2 separate regions of the Homo sapiens genome follow, and region 1 is linked to region 2. Evidence: read pairs that join two places in POLR2A ChIA-PET (ENCODE). Cell type or tissue: OCI-LY7. All regions are shown on one strand. Each heading gives the region's core, and the rest is flanking DNA. Links, peaks and the distances in the headings are about the cores only.

Region 1 (2,920 bases), core at 237-2,736, 270 kb before region 2:
AACCATCTCCTGAGAAGAGAATTTTTCAATTTCCTGCATTGATAGGATTTAACAGATTTCCGGGGCTGAGAAAATGGGGGCTTCCCACATTGTGAACGCTCTGTCTGGGTAACACAGAGGCCTTGTTTAGGTGAAAGCATCTTGTGTTTCTGTGTCAGTTAAGCCATGCGTGGTGATGGAGGCAGCACTGTCTGGACTGGTCTCAGAGCAATTCCTTTTTTTTTTGAGACAGGGTCTCTCTCTGTCGCCCAGGCTGAAGTACAGTGGGATGATCTCGGCTCACTGCAACCTCCACCTCCTGGATACAAGCCATTCTCCTGCCTCAGCCTCCCAAGTAGCTAGGATTACAGACATGTGCCGCCACGCCAGGCTAATTTTTTTTTTCTCTTTTAATTTTGATATTTTTAGTAGGGTTGGGGTTTCATCGTGTTGGCCAGGCTGGTCTCAAACTCCTGACCTCAAGTGATCCACCCGCCTCGACCTCCCAAAGTGCTGGGATTTCAGGCATGAGCCACCATACCTGACCCAGGTACCCAACTTTAAAGAAGAAAGTTTGGTCACAATACCATCTCCTTTTTAAGGGATGAATTGTTTAGGTTCATTTGGCGGTTTTCTAATCTTAACGTTCCGTGGCTTAACATTCAGCACTGAGAACTGAGGATTTGAATTCTGATTTGAGAACTTGATCTGATGAATGTAATGAAGGCATTTCTTTCTCCACCTCCCTTTCCTGGAGGTGCTGCGTACCTTTGCCTTTACTGTATCCTCAGATCAGCTTAGTGGGGCTCCTGCCTGTAGCGAGAAACTAATACCCTCTGTCAAATCTCCTGTATGCATATTTTTAAGCTCCAGATGAACGTTCCTTTTTAAAGAACTTTTACAACAGATTTGTTGTAAGACGTTAAGCTAGAAAGAAGTATTATCCTACACTGCTCTTATACTCTTGTGTTTGGGGTTGGTGGCCTGATTTTTCTTTTGAGGATATGTCTCATCGATGTAATTCTAAAACAATTTTAAACCCACAGATTAAGAACATATGTTTCTTCATGGCACATGTTGAGAAAGACTTCAACTCATTCTGCAGTCTTTACTGAAGAATGTCTTTAAAGCAAAATTGCAACTGGTCAGCTCTATTATCTACAAATTTTATCAAGTCTTGACCCAGAGAGTCAGACCAAAGGCTTATCTGACCTTGTATTCTTCCTCTGACAAAGGCCCCAGTTTTTTCAATTGTTGTGTGGGAAAGGTGGGTGGGGTGGGGAGGGTGATGAGGCGGAAAGATGTTTTCCTTCCCTTGTGTCAGTCACAGAATGTCAGGAATGTTCCTCAAAGGTAGATCTTCAGCATGACCTTTGCTAACTCCTTCTTGAATTTATTTATAGTTTATCTGCTACCTCTTGGGACATAAGTTTCAAATGCTTATTATCTGCAGTAGTACAGTACTTCCTCTTTTTGTCCTAAAATCATTTCTTTCAAGCTTCAAGGAGCACCCTGGGTCTCAGTATTTGGAAGCGATGATTACATCTGTATTTTCTCCATTCGGTTCAGCTTGATCCCAGAGGCTCTGATGGTATCTGCTCAGCCTTTGTCAAGACTGAGCAGGCTAATTTTAGTTTAGAAAATGGAAATTTTTCAAAGGAAACTTCCTCCACTAGACAAATTGTTTTTGACCTGAGGTTTTGATCAGGGTACAGTGGTCCTCATTGTTGAAATGCAGGAACACTTCTTGTTGACCGCTAACAAAGGGTTAAACATCACGGGCAGTGTTAGAACAAGTTAAAAACAGAACCTATCCAAAGCATATAACGTGCACTCCAAAATAAGCCAGGCTCGCTCCTTGTTAATGGGATCATTGCAGACATGCCAAATTCTACAACTAGTCAATTGTATACATATGGTAAAACTTTTCATACCATTCAACATTTGCTGCAATATGATTTTAATTACATACAGATTGGGTAGCTGGAAGAAAGCACTGGAATTAAATAGAAGAAAGTTCAACACAAGCTCTTTTATAAGCGGCCCTGGTTTAGGTTAGGATGTATGCAAATGACTGCCAGGGACAGGAAGAGGAATGTGTGGTTTGGAGGACTCTGGGGATGGGACATGACTCATCTTCAACCTGGGAACACAGTTGTTTATCTGGAAGGGAGAGTTTACAGAAACGGTGATTATATTCCTTTTGAAGTTGCAACTTATGCTGATGCTTGCACCTTGTTACTTACATTCTTCCTTCCCAAGTATAGGGTAGTCTCTGCAGACAAAGTTGCTCTCTGGGCAAAAATTGCATTCAGTTGGAAAAGTGGTGGGGGTTGGATATGAGAGAATGGTACTTCTGAAAATGGTACTTCTGAAACTCCCCCCCCTTTATTAGGCTGTGTTTCTTGTTTCTTTGAAGTTAATTTTACATAATGATTTCAAACGTGGTGCTGTTTATTTTATGCAAGAAAAGAGCTGGGAAGCACATTTTGTTTCAGATTCTGAAATGGCGATGGCCGTTGTGGGAGCGTGGATGGGCCTTTGCCTTTTACAGAGGGGGAAACCGCCACTCTGGAATGTGCTTTCCTCAAACTTTCATGGCATATCTTTGGTTTTTCTCATAACTTACTGGAATGGCTTTTACTGACTAAATATCTTTTTGGTGAGCCGCTCTGCATCTCAGCTTTCTCTTTTGTGAAATGAAGATAACATCCCCCAGCGCTTACTTCATGAGGTTTTTGTCTGAAGAAGTTTGAAGACTTCAAGACACAAAACCTGACTGAACTGCAGAGCCTGCGAGCATCTCCCAGGGAAAAGATGGAGTTAGTGTAAGAAGGATGTGGAACGAGCCCTGCTTTCTAGAACCAGTCCTGTCATCACAGCAGGCCATCTCCAGGATGGGGATGGGGGTGCCGGGAAGCTTAGTGTAGGGGCCAGCAGA
Region 2 (2,920 bases), core at 196-2,695:
AATCATGGTGGAAAGGGAAGCAAACATGTCCTTCTTCACATGGCGGCGGCAAGCAGAAGGGCCGACCAAAAGGGGGAAAGCCCCTTGTGAAACCATCAGATCTCGTTTGAACTCGCTGTCACCAGAACAGCATGGAAGTAACCATGCCCAAGGTTAAATTACCTCCCACCGGGTCCCTCCCAGGACAGGTGGGGATTATGGGAACTACAATTCAAGATGAGCTTTGGGTGGGAACACAGCCAAACCATATCACTGAGCAAGTCAGTATGTGTTCACTGGGGAAAGAGGAGAAAATTAATACATGTGCTAGGTCTACTTAAAAGGTGCAGCACAAATAGAAGTTTTATCATTTTTTGGGATCTCTGGGAGTAGAAGTTCACAGAACCTGAATACTCACCTTTCATGCTTCTCTTTTACAATTGTAGTCTGTGAGAAGTGTGGGGCTGCTTGCATGTCACACTGGCGGAATCTTGGGCTCTTCCTCTTTTGAACTCTGAAGGCATTTTGTCTGTATGGCTGATATGAAAGTTGCCTTGCAATATCGCTCACTGTGTGCCTGTCCTAATTAACCTACTACTGACAATCCCTTGAAAACAGGGACTTTGAAGAGTGTAAAGGATGTTTCAGACACAGCAGCCAGCACAATTCTTGATAAAAATAGCAGGCATTGAGTAAATAGCTATTGAGTGAAAGGAAGGTTGTTAGAAATCTCTTAATGAGGCCGGGCGTGGTGGCTCACGCCTGTAATCCCAGCACTTTGGGAAGCCGAGGCGGGTGGATCACCTGAGGTCAGGAGTTCGAGACCAGCCTCACCAACATGGAGAAACCCCATCTTTACTAAAAATACAAAATTAGCCAGGCATGGTGGCGTATGCCTGTAATCCCAGCTACTCGGAAGGCTGAGGCAGGGGAATCACTTGAACCCGGGAGGCAGAGGTTGTGGTGAGCCGAGATCGTGCCACTGCACTCCAGCCTAGACAACAAGAGCAAACAAGAGCAAATCTCAAAAAAAAAAAAAAAAAAAAAAAATCTCTTAATGAAAGTTAAGGCAACGTTCTTAAGAATGAATTATGGGGGATAAAAGGAATCCTTGGAACACATCTTGAGGCTTCCATGATTTCTTCTTTATAAATCTGATGCAAGGGAATGGTGCCGAGACTTTCTTGAGCCGAGGTCTCCATCAGTGGCACATGTGTGGAGGGCACCCTGGGATGGCCCATGGCTGTGGTGGTGGAGAACCACATGCCCCAGCTCTGGAGTCCTACTGCATATCCTGGGAGTCCACGGAGCCTAGCTGCTGGCTCACGTCTGTGCTGCTCTGCAATTTTAATGGGCTAATTGGTGCCCATGACAGTTAATTTGCCAGCTAAACCAAAACCACAACTAAAAAAGGACAGTAACTTCTTTATTTTTTTTTTTTAATTACAAAAAAAGTTTTTAAGACAGAGTCTCGCTTTGTCACCCAGGCAAATGGTGCGATCTCGGTTCACTGCAACCTCTGCCTCCCAGGTTCAAGCGATTCTCCTGCCTCAGCCTCCTGAGTAGCTGGGACTACAGGCACAAACCACCACACCCAGATGATTTTTGTATTTTTTAAATAGAGACAGGGTTTCACCATGTTGGCCAGGCTGGTCTCGAACTCCTGACCTCAGGTGATCTGCCTACCTCGGCCTCCCAAAGTGCTGGGATTACAGGTGTGAGCCACCGTGCCCAGCCTGAGAACAGTAACTTCTATATCACCAGTATAGGCCAATAGTGACAGTGAGTTGTGTTTTAATTTGGGGATAGTAACATTTGTAAAAGACTATGGGTCTCAAATAAGGTCTCAAATGGATTCTAGTTCCTGGCTTTTTCGTCTGTGACCATGGGCAGGTTACTATAACTATTTTCTTGACTCTTAAAACAAGGGATGAGGCAAAATAGTTTAAAATTTTTTCCTTCTCTCTCTGAAATTCTTGTATTTAACGTGATTGAAGTGACAATATAAGAACTACAGGAGTGTACATTTCCTCCAAAATTTTATGAAGCGAAAAAAGCAAAGTAATGGATCAAACATTCCATTTTGGTTTTGCAGCCAGTCCCATTCCCTCCTTAAATAGAGTCAGGTCTTGACTGCGGTAGAGAACGTGTTTGTTAAGGCTTCCTAATAATAGCAGGCTGTCTCAATATAAAGTTCACAAAGAACCTTAAAAACATGAATTATCCCTCACATCACCCTGATGGAGCAGAGATGTGTTATTATCATTTTACTTTCACAGCTGGGTAAATCAAGGTATAGAGACACATCAAGCCTCTGGTAGCTTGGACAAGGTCATAGTCAGTGGCACACACAGATAGAACTGTGTCTTCCTGTTTTTCCTTCCATGTAGGGAAAAATGTCTGGATTTTAACTGCTTTTTTTTCCTTTTAAAGATTTATCTATTAATATACATAGAGTAAAACCCAGTTATAATTTGCCTTGCAGTAAAGCAAATTTAGATGTGATCGGATTGCTGATAGTCCTTGTCTTCTCATCTGGATTCTTATCTGAGGGTTGGGACTGATGATCAGAAAGGTCTTGTGATCATCTGGGGCTTTCTCAGTTCAGGGAAAGGTCAGTTATTTACAGTCATAGCTTCGCTATCTATTCTTGTTCCTTTTTTGATGGTTCATACAGATTTTCATTAACCTTGCAATCATGTGGCCATATATTTCCTGTGATTTGTTTCTTTGGAACCCTCTTATGGTGGAGTTTTGCTGTTAATTCTAATTTCTCTCCTGTAATATCTACCCTGACTTCCTTATCTTCTTTTTAAAAAATTGAATAGAATTAACATACTATACAATTTACCTTTTACAGTGTACCATTCAGTGGTTTTTAGTATATTCACAAAATTGTGCAACCATCACTACCGTCTAATTCCACAATATTTTTATTCCC

The links. Peaks named below come from ENCODE experiments on the same cell type or tissue, not always from the same donor. Only the 100,000 strongest peaks of a DNase experiment are listed, where the experiment ranks them.
Region 1: POLR2A ChIA-PET joins it to region 2 with 5 read pairs; 3 of 35 experiments call an interaction of 5 or more read pairs at or near these places.

Annotation. Positions count from the first base shown.
Region 1 is chr6:154,930,784-154,933,703 of GRCh38, forward strand. No RefSeq gene overlaps it. Among named protein-coding and RNA genes, the nearest start is that of TIAM2, 63 kb to the right of the region's middle. In OCI-LY7, for the core only: no CTCF peak of the experiment used is centred there; a DNase peak (open chromatin) is centred at 1,478.
Region 2 is chr6:155,197,662-155,200,581 of GRCh38, forward strand. All of the region lies in intron 14 of TIAM2 (TIAM Rac1 associated GEF 2), which reads left to right. Among named protein-coding and RNA genes, the nearest start is that of CLDN20, 65 kb to the right of the region's middle. In OCI-LY7, for the core only: no CTCF peak of the experiment used is centred there; no DNase peak of the experiment used is centred there.